2 separate regions of the Mus musculus genome follow, and region 2 is linked to region 1. Evidence: chromatin loops called from intact Hi-C (ENCODE). Cell type or tissue: left cerebral cortex. All regions are shown on one strand. Links, peaks and the distances in the headings refer to the core of each region. The heading gives the core; the rest is flanking DNA.

Evidence for each region. Peaks named below come from ENCODE experiments on the same cell type or tissue, not always from the same donor. Only the 100,000 strongest peaks of a DNase experiment are listed, where the experiment ranks them.
Region 2: a loop joins it to region 1, with 8 times the contacts of the local background. A loop is called at or near these places in 5 of 42 quality-filtered maps.

What each region holds. Positions count from the first base shown.
Region 1 is chr2:21,051,168-21,056,541 of GRCm38, reverse strand. It overlaps the pseudogene Gm13377. Among named protein-coding and RNA genes, the nearest start is that of Gm13375, 85 kb to the right of the region's middle. In left cerebral cortex, for the core only: CTCF peaks have their summits at 1,710 and 2,946; DNase peaks (open chromatin) are centred at 1,637, 1,883 and 2,755; H3K27ac peaks cover 1,207 bases.
Region 2 is chr2:21,184,639-21,190,012 of GRCm38, reverse strand. Enkur (enkurin, TRPC channel interacting protein) reads left to right here. Exons shown (of 5, transcript NM_027728.2): 4 at 700-846. Among named protein-coding and RNA genes, the nearest start is that of Enkur, 18 kb to the left of the region's middle. In left cerebral cortex, for the core only: CTCF peaks have their summits at 1,173 and 2,241 (motif pointing right); DNase peaks (open chromatin) are centred at 1,267 and 2,240.

The DNA.
Region 1 (5,374 bases), core at 281-5,280:
CACAGAGGATAGTTTGGAGGGCAACAAAAGCTAATGAAGAAAACAATGAAAGGATATGTGTGTCAGAGCAGCTGATTCCAGTTAGGGCTGGAGGGGGAAGATGCAGAGTGTCCAAGAGAAGGAAAAGCTTCAGTATTGAGGAAACAAAAAGGAAGGTGGAGGAAGTGAATCCTGCATGGCTAAGGGTGGGAGAGAAAAAGACTGCAGCTGGGGTGTGGCAGTGGTGGGCAGAGTGCTTGCCTAGCTCACATTCACAAGACCCTGGATTGAATGGCCAGCACTAGTGGGAAAAAAAACGAAAGAAAAATTTTCATTTAACTTTAGGGATATACTTTTCCTTATAAAATAAGGACATTGTGTTACTCAAACTTTGTAGCACTGTAACAAAATACCTGAAAAAGACAACTAAAAAGAGGAAAGGTTCATTTTGGCTTACAGTTTCAGGGACCTCGAATGGCCATTTGACCAGGCCTGTGGCAAGTCAGAACATCATGATAGAAAGAAATGATGATTGGGGAAGGGAGGGTATGTCCACCTTGCCGACCAGGAGAGGCTGGGGGTGGGGCGTCTACCAAACTGGACATAGATCACATATCAAAGACATGCCCCAGCCACCTACTTCCAAATAGCAGAGTCATTGAGCCACGGTCATCTGGCAGTAGTGCCATCACCTGGCTACAAAGCCTTCAACATGGGAGCCTTTGGGAAGGACAGTTTATATTCAACCCACAATAGCCGGTTCTATGGCATGCTTCCTTCATGTGTTCAGTCTTGTCTGTCCAAGAAGAATCGTCAAGACAACAAAGAAATCCAATAAGCAGATGCATGATGGGGAACAAGCTTAAGAGAAGAAAGCACTCAGCACTTACTTGGTTCTTGTTTTAGTGGTTATAGAAGAATCCAAATTATAATAAATATCTGCATAGGGTGGCAGGGTTGTTACAGGTCATTATCTAACTTCCTCTTTTTCATATATATACTTACCATGCAATCCACCAGTTCAGTCAATAAATTTGCATTTTTTCATATTACTACCCTACCAGGAATTTGGACATGGCTTCTCTCATTCAGTGCTGAGCACCTCAAGAATAGCTCCCTGCGTCTTTCCACAAATCCCCCCTTTTTTTGTACAAAACAAGAAGAAAGAGAGGGAGAAGAGGAAAGAGTAGGTGATGATGATTCTTGGGATTGTAATGATCTTAGGGAGAAGGTGAGGGTGTGGGAGTAACACAAGAGCATTAGACCTAGAATCGGGGAGGAAAGGGAAAGTAAGGAAACTTGACAGGGCTGGACCTGCATGACTAAGGAAAGAAGTCAGGAACCAAACAAGGAAATAATAAAACAGCTGAAAATGTAGTTGAGTTGGGTTTATCAAGTAGAATGATTGTGTCAATAAAGAGATGAACTTGCTGTGTTTGGGCAGAGCCATTTCAGGGAAAAGAATATAATCATGGTATGTTGTACAAAATTCAGTCAAACAATTATAAATTTTATGTATTTAGAATGAATTTTTAAAAATAGGGTAGACGTGACACATAGTAGAAGAACGTGCAGGAGGGGAGAAGTGGGGCTGAACCATCTGGAGCACTTGCCTGTGTACGAAAACCTGGAAGACAAGGGCTGCAGCCAAAATGAAGAGGGAGCCACAGAAATGGTTCTTACAGTTTTAGGAAAAGAGCCTCAGAAAGCACAAGGCAACAGCTCCCCCTGTGCCACTGTGCCATGTTCGTAACCAATAGCCCTGGAACCTCCGAGGTTCACTGAAGGTGTTGGAGTTCAACTAAGATAAAGTTTCTCATCTTTCTCTCCCCACCCCCAACCTTTCTCTGCTGCCTTCTTTCACTTTCGGGGAGGCTGGCTGAGTCATGGCTCTAAATAGGTGGGTGCTGTTGGATACAATGGGCCCTCAACAGTTCTGTGCAGTGGGCTTTCTATGCTTAAAAGCATTACTCACTGTAGTTAAGCTGTCTGCAAAACACACTCTCACTCTGATTTTTTTTTTCTCAAGTTGATTTAATCCTGGCACTTCATAAAAATGTGTGTAGCCATTAAACCAGGAGGATTCTATTCATGTCCAAGAGAAATCCCTGAAAGGCTTGAGTAAAACTCAAAGTCAGGCCCAGATCTGGCAGTGAAGTTACACAGCTGGGCAGGTTCTGTGCAAGATTTCAGGAGATGAGCACCCCACCTCCAAATAAGGTTCTAATCAAATGCCAGAATTGAAACTTGCCAAATCCTCACCACTACCACCACTGGCTGCCTTAACTTAAATCATTCCTTTTTATTGCCCCTGACTAGGCTGAGAACAATCATAGAAATGGCCACTGATAGATGACTCTGGCAATTTTGTGAGTTATTACGTAAAATAAAATGCTGAGCAACATTCCTTTCGGATTTATATTCACACTCCTCCTCACAGCCAACAACCACCACCATCCAGCCCATTTTAGCCACGCCAATCTCTCTGGGAGTGACCACACCCATAAAACCCCATTGCTGCTGCTGCTTGCTTTGTGTTTTCAAAGGTTAAAAGTAGGAATAGCCAACTTAAGAAAATCGTTTGTATTTGTATGATTCTTCTCTACCTTCTTGCCTCTTTCATTAGGAAAACTTGATGTGATGGGCTTTGCTCAGACCTCAGAATAGCAGCAAAACAACACACTGGAGTCTAGAGAGTCCCTATAGAATTTTTGCCTACAGCCCCCGCAGACTTTTACTGGCTCCCTGGGAGGAAGTGAGCTAGGTGTGAGGAGATGACTAAGACAGTAATTGGCAAACATCTCAGATTCAGCGATCATGGTTATCAGATGGGAAGTGTTTTGGAGGCACAGATTGTTCCAAAAAAATATAATAATAAAAAAAATCCCCAGCATTGCCCACTCAAAAAGTGGGAATCTTAGTAGACTGCTCAGTGCAAATTAAAAGCAGTAGACGGTAATGAACGGTTGGTTAAGGAAGAACTGCAGATCCTTAAAGATAGGTGGAGTTGGTGTCTCATGAGTAAAATGAGCTACAGAAAGTGAGAGAGATGGGCCAATATTATTCATTTATCCCACAGAGTTCTTTCCTTTTCTTCCCCATCTCTTTCCTTCCTTCCTTCCTTCCTTCCTTCCTTCCTTCCTTCCTTCCTTCCTTCTTTCCTCCCTCCCTCCCTTCTTCTCTCCCTCCCTCCCTCCCTCCCTCCCTTCCTTCCTTCCTTTCAGAGTCTTGATATATAACCCAGGCTGACCTAGAACTCATGATCTCCCCACCTCTGCCTTCCTAGGTGCTCAAGCCTTCTGGATCACCTTTTCCTATCAGTCAGAGTTCTGTATTAACCATAGGAAGATGAGCTACGGTTTGTCTCTGAGCCCTTGATTCTAATCTTGGTGCATGGAAACCCAAGGGTTGGTCCCCTTAGATACTTATACAAATGCTTCCAAGGCTGAGACAATTCCATCTTCTATACCTTCTTCCTTCATGCTGTATCATCCCATGGTAGAAAGTGGAAAGATAAGGGAGAGAGATAAGAGACTGACGGGGACCTAGGTCACTGTTATAACAATCTGCTATTAAAGCAACTAACCCATTCTTATAATGACGGTAATACTCTATTATTGGGGGCAGAACACATGTCTGGATTGCCTTTTATTGGGCCCCATCTTAATGTTTATTAGTGCTAATTTTCCAATTCAGGAACTCTGGAGAATACATTCAAAATACAGTAGAATCCAATGTCTAGTCTTAGGTTGAACAGAAAAATTACAAAGGCCTTTTAAAGGACAATTGGGAAAATTTGAATATGTAGTTGGCTTTATGTTATACTAAGAATGTATCATTTTTGATAGATGTGAGATTTTGGTTGTATAAAATAGAGAATGGTACTGTATTTAATTATACTGTATTTTCATTTTAATCCTTTTTTAAAGCACACACAAATATATTTAAAATCTTCAAAGTTAAATGTGCATCAAAAGTTAGGCAAAGTTCAGGGCTTGGTGGTAGACTACTTGCTTACCTAGTATGTTTTCATGGAAAGAGGAAGGAAGGGGAAGTGAAAAGAGAAAATCTTTAGATTTTCTGTTTTCATATATGTTTTGAATACATTTAAAAACCAAATTAGCTATATAAAACGTGTTAGAAAATATATTAGACTGAGGCTAGAACATTTGTCGGCATGCACGGCACTCAATCTCAGTCTTGCAAAAAAAAAAAAAGTTGTTTTAATGTGAATATTTTTAGAAATGTAATGTAGCAGCATATATGAGAAATGCAGTCCCACCCACCAGGAAGACAGAGCAGAGGTCAAGTGACCGCCCCTTAAAGGAGCACAGAGATAGGAGCCGTGAAGTGGGAGGAGCCATCCTCCTTAACAGTTCAGAGGTCAAGTGACCGCCCCTTACAGCAGCACGGAGATAGGAGATGCGAAGTGGGAGGAGCCATCTTCTGTAACATCTGTCAAGCTTAAAATATGTTGGAATTATTTTGACAATATATCTCAGATCGATACCCATTCAAGTCCCACTTCCTAGTTACAATCTTAAAATTATGGTTAATCTTTTTAAAGATGATGTTTATTTTACATCGTTTCTAAATTGGGGAGTAGAGGATGGAAGAAGAGAGGGAGAGGAGGAGAGGGAGAGACTGGAACATAATCCTTTTCAGGACTTCCTACTTAATTAGATAAGGATGCACACTAACATATTTTGGAAAGAAGTTTTTGTTTACACAATTGAACCAAAAAGGGATTGTGAACAGGGAAATCCAATTAACCACAGCATTCTCTAAGCATCCTGGTTAGCTAAGAGGCTTGGTCAAACCTCAGTCACACTGAAAATACATGTCCAACTTAAGTGCTGTGGAGTGAGGGCAAAGGCTATATAGTAAGCCATATTAAAATGCTAAAAAGACTCCTGTCAGTGTGAGTCTTAGGGGACACAGTGGCCTGACCCTCACAATGGCATTAATATGCAGTGCCCTGGAGAGGACACATGGGCTTTGAGAGTAGACAATATTCTTTAAAAAATGGGTTTAATAAGAGTGTCCTACCTAAGAGAAAGCACTTCCAGAAAGGCACTTCTCCACGTGTGACATGGAAATACAGCTTTATCATGGTTTTTGCATGGGTTGGTGACTTCTTAACGTTTGTATTCGTTAAACCTCTTTTGTATTAGATATAAAGAAGAACTTTATAGTGTGATCTGATATTACACTGTTACTTAATCAGGGTTGAAAGAAGGATGGGCATGGCAAGATGCCCCAGCAGGTTACAGCATTTGCCCCAAAGTCTGATAGTCAGTGTTCAACCCCCAGATAGCACACGGTGGGAGAAGATAAGCCACTCCCTAGTTTGTCTTCTGACCTTCACATGTGCATATGTGCGCACACAAAAATA
Region 2 (5,374 bases), core at 246-5,245, 130 kb before region 1:
GTCTAAAAAATAGTCTAGAGTTTAAGAAGAGACACTGGTGATAGAAGAGAGAAAACAAATTGCTACAAGTTCTCTCTCTCTCTCTCTCTCTCGCTCGCTCGCTCACTCGCTCTCATGTGTGTGTGTTATGTATGTGTGTTATGTGTGGTGTGTGTACATTATGTGTGTTGTGTGTGCGTGTTATGTGTGTTGTGTGATGTATGTGTGTTATGTGTGTATTATGTGTGTGTACATGTGTGTATGCATGTGTGTGTGTGTTATGTGTGTGTGCGTGCCCAAGTATATACACATATGTGAAGGTCAGAGGACAATTTATAGAAGTCAGTTCTCTGCTTCCATCCTGTGAGTTCAGGAGATTGAATTCAGATTGTAAGACTTGGTGGCAAGTACCTTTACTCAGTGAGCCAACTTTCTGGTCCAGCATCTTATTTTAAGAGATCAGAATGAACTAGCTCTACGTTTTGGAAGTGGCGTATGTGTGCGCTCATGTGCATGTATGTGCATGTAAGTGTGTATGTGTAATGGCTGGATTTTGCCAATTTGCCTAGTTTTTGTTTATTGGGTCATTTTTGTTTGTTTTTTTCTTGAATATTGAAAACAATAAGCTTTCTTGTTCTCTAATTCCCAGTTGCTCTGCTCACACACAGAAGACTGCTCACAGGAAACTGATTGGCTTTTTTTCTCTGGAAATCCTCGCAGGATTATGGCATCACGCCTGAGTACATATGCAAGCGAAATGAGGATGTGAAGAAAGCACAAGAAGAGTATGACAATTACATCCAGGAGAACCTCAAGAAAGCGGCCATGAAGAGACTCTCTGACGAAGAAAGGGAGGCAGTTCTGCAGGTGAGCCTGTGGGCTTCAGGCCTCTCTAACTCTTCGTCCACCCCCCAGCCCTGCTACTGAAGCCGGGGCTTCCACTGTCTCAAAGCAGTCTCTTTGGGCTCTAGCAAAAGTGCTCAGTAAAGCTTACTCTTTGAAAAGGGAAAGGAAAAAATAAAAGCAAGCCATAATACAGAGATTCATAAAATATTTTGTTTCCAATTTGGTGCATTTAGGTTGTAAGGAAGCCCACTTTCTCCTACAACAAACTGGTATTTTAAAAGAGTGAGAAAATAGTTACTTCCATTCACTAAATTTATTTTTTAAAGTACTCATAACGGAGCTATTTTTCACTAGATGGAGCTCTAGAATAATTGAAGCTGTCTCCAAGCTGTATCTTTTCCATTCTAGTAACTCAGCTACCCAGGTTATTGCGTGAATGGATATTAGGTTTCACATATGGTTCCTCTATTTTGAATAAATGGGCCATTTGACATATCGTTGTTGTAGTTTAATGGAAGAGGTCTATCTGAAGTGTGAGGCATCAAGAGATGAGCAGGGCGTGACACTGTCATTTACACAGAGCAGTTACTAAGCACCTGCTTGTCCTCTTCTGCCACCACGCTGACCCTTAAAGAAGTGGCATAATGATTCTTTTTACATATATTTTGAAAGCTTTCTATAAGACAGTATCCAATGACTTCATAAAACAAGAGAATTCATTTGGGGAGATACCTCAGTAGTAACGAGCTTGTCTGATGATTGTGGCACATAAAACATGGAATGTGGTAGTACATGTTTTGTTTGTGCATAGGGCCCCTATGTGAACATGGAAGGCATTGATTGACAGGAAAGTCCCTGGAAGCTCATGGGCCAATTAGTCTGGCATATAGAGGAGACCCTATCTCAAATAAGGTAGGTAAGGACCAATACCTGCCATTGTCCTCTGACCTCTCCCCAGGCATCATAGCACCCACATACCCTTAATTATAAATACTACACACACAAACACACACAAACACGCACACACACATAACATAAAAAGCAAACTTTATCTTATTAGTAGCTGTTGAAAATGGGCCATATGCAATTATGATACTTAACATTTAAAGGATGAAATCATAAGCACAAATAAAGATTTATTAAATGTCCATTCTCTACACAATATTAGCCTGAGCCATGAAGATACCGCAAATGGTATGAGATCCAAGTTTTGCTACAGAAAGTGCTTTAATTGGATTAGTGAGACACGATCTCTAAAATGCACCAGATAGACAGGAATTGTGAGTGTGTGTGTGTGTGTGTGTGTGTTGTAGGTGTGTGGATCTCAAGCTTAAGAAAAGCCCAAGGTAGTTGTCAGCACCGAAAGATCTTGCTGTTGCGTGGAGCTGCAGAGTAAGAAGCACCTAGACAGCAGGGGGAGCTCTAGAGCTAGGGCTTCTCTCTGGAGGCGACATGATGGAGTTTTGAAAATATACAGGGAGGGGGTAGTCACGGCAGGCAGGAAATGCAGAATTATAGATCATTTGGTGGAGGAAAAGGCTCGTAGCCCATTATTTTTCAATTATTACTTGTCTTCAGGAAGCGCATCCCTCTGCAAAGGCCAGATCATCATGCCTGCAGGACTGCATGAGGGTGGAAAACAGGAACAGGAAGGCCTTCCTCAGAGTGCAAAGGCTCCTGTGCCTTTTGGCCATAGTGGAGAAACATTCTTTGCCTTCCTCTTCAGGTCACCCCAGGACTTCCATTTGATGCTTCACTGGCAACATAGTAAACCCTTCATGGAATGCCTTACTTTCCAGCCAGTGCATAGCTACCCGGTTATAAGGCTAATGGTGGCCCTACTGACGAGCCTTGCTTCCCACTCAACTCAGAACTGCAGAGTTCTATGGTACAATGGTTGCACATGTGCCCTGAGCTCCTTCTTCACACAAGTAACAGTCCCTTTGCACCTGATTCCAAACACCTCACTCTATAGATGAGGAGATTAAATGCAAATATAATAAGCAGTTCACCTGTGTGTTTATCCCTTCCTTAATATGTGGACATCTATGTGTTTATTGTCAAGAGCCTAACACACAAAATAAGCACAGTCCTTACTCTAGTGAACTGGTACACTTGCCTTTGGCCACATATCATTAAGTTGGTGAGTCAGGACTAAAGTCACACCTAACAAACCCTGGGCTGCTGTTTTTCCTACTACAGGCAAGTTGGGTAAAAGGGAAGTTGTATGAGTTCTGGGCTCCAGTGGAGAAACAGAACACGGACTCAGCTGGGGTTCTGAGGGGAGTTTTGGAAGGAATGGTAAAGAGAAGTGAAGTTCATTGAAGGGAACCAGCAAGGCCCTGAGACCTCCAAGACCAGGGAGAGGGAAATACAGCAACATTTATAGACATAAGGACTGCTGTGCGGTGGGGGGAAAAGGACCGTCAGTGTTCTCAGTACATAATGAGCTGGAAAGACCTCACAGTACAGGACACCTGAAAGTGTGTTCAGGAATGTAGATGCAAGAGGTAGAGGCACAATCTCTCTTCCCTCCCTCCAGAGCGCCTTCAAACTCAGAGGACAGAAGGACAAAAAGCAGGAAGTCCATTCTAGCTGTGTCACAAGGCAGGGCAGGAAGGTAGAGAGTGTGTGGGAGCCAAGGAGCCAAACACAGAAAGTGAAAGGCAATTTTTATGGGTCATAGCTCACTATTTGAAAATTTACATCACAAATAATATTATTTGAGTACAAAAACAAGAGAAACAAAAATGAAAAAAGTTAAAAAGACAAATTTCTATTGCTCCAATGGATAAAAGACCATTTTTGTAAACAACGACAAAAAAGGGTTTAAAAACAACAAAGGGGTTGCGTCAACATGATACAAAATTATATTGAGTTTCCATCCTTAGTTGTTGACTTTGATCCTGACAGTATTGTACATTCTAGAAGTTAAAAGCAAACTACCCATCAAAAAGAAGCCCACGGGGGCAAAGATGTGCTTCTGGGACTGCAAGTAATATGAAAATATTCCCCAACTCGCTTGAAACCCCTTTGATATTTGAAAGTGTATAAATGTATACATTTTCTCTCTGCAGTAGGTGGCCCTGTGGTGCACTGTGGAGACATGTTCAGGTTCTATAATGAAGGAGCAGGGGGAAGCAGAGTCTCTTTGAGGGCTTCTCTTCAGGACCCATGTCATGTGCTATTAAAAGCGTCTCTGACCTGACTCCCTCTTGAGAGAGTTAAAGTATAGTGATTTCAGCTTCTACCTTTCAGCATCTCAGATCGTTGCTTCAGTCTGACTCAAAGAAGTCACCTGGCCCATTGCTCCAGCCAACCAGTGTGTCTTATTTAGCATAGCCTAGCTTCTCATTGCTTTACCTAAACACAGAAGTAAATCACTGAGACTTCTTTGTTCCCCACAAAGAAGTTCTTATTCTACTTACTGTGACCTCATTATTTTATAAGATAAGATACTTCCAATCCTTTTTGTTTGTTTGTTTGGTTGGTTGGTTGGTTTGGTTTGGTTTTTTGGTTCTTTTGTTTTGTTTTGGTTGGTTGGTTGGTTGGTTTTGCTTAGCAAAATAGTGATACAAATCACTGGAAATCATTGCAACATTTTCATAAATGCACTTGCTGTGCTTTGATCATACCAACCCTTCATGGTCTTCACATGTCTCTCCCCCTCTTACTGATCTCTTGTCCTTTTGATTTCCTCCTCTGTTTGTTACCAGTGTTTACAGTTGGCATACAGAGTGATGGGAATCGTGATGTGCTTCATGCTATGTGGCTATATACTCTGCTCCAGTTTGTTCTCCTCCCCCACTGGCCTCTCCCATACTCGATGGCCTGCTCTGGCTGGTCCCTTTCTACACAATGGACCTCCCTTCTGCTCTCTTGTCACATCGGTCCATTACCCTCTCCTTTTGCTGCCTTGCTTAAGATCTGTTCCTTTTCCCTGTACCCTCCCCCCTCGAGATTCTTCCCTGCTGCTATGATAGAGACACACACACACAAGCACGCTCACACACATACATGAACCCATGAACACACATGTAACATGCATGCACATACACATATGTATACTTTTATGTCTCTGTGCTCTTTATCAGGGAAATGTGATCTTTGTTCTTAGAAGCCTCTGTATGTCACTTAATATAGTGATCCATTGCTGCCAATCTTACCATCTTGTTTCTTTAAGGCTGAACATGTACATGCTGTGCACATGTCGCCTTCTTCCTTATCCATTGCTCTGCTGACAGACACTTGGGCTTGTTCCCTTTCCTAGCTATTGTGAGTAGTGCAGCAATAGGCATGGAAAATGCAAAGATCTCTGTAGCATGATGGCTATGAGTTCTGCTGGTACCCAACCAGGAGTGATATAGCTGGGTCATGTGATATTTCTACTTGAAAAGAAACCCTTATAGCGATTTCTACAGTGGCTGTATCAGCTCACAGTCCTACCAGCAGCTTATAAAGATTTCTTTCCCCCCACATCCTCACCAGTATTTGCTGTCATTTATGTTTCTCAAGGCAGCCATTCTATCAGGGGTGAGATGGGGAACCT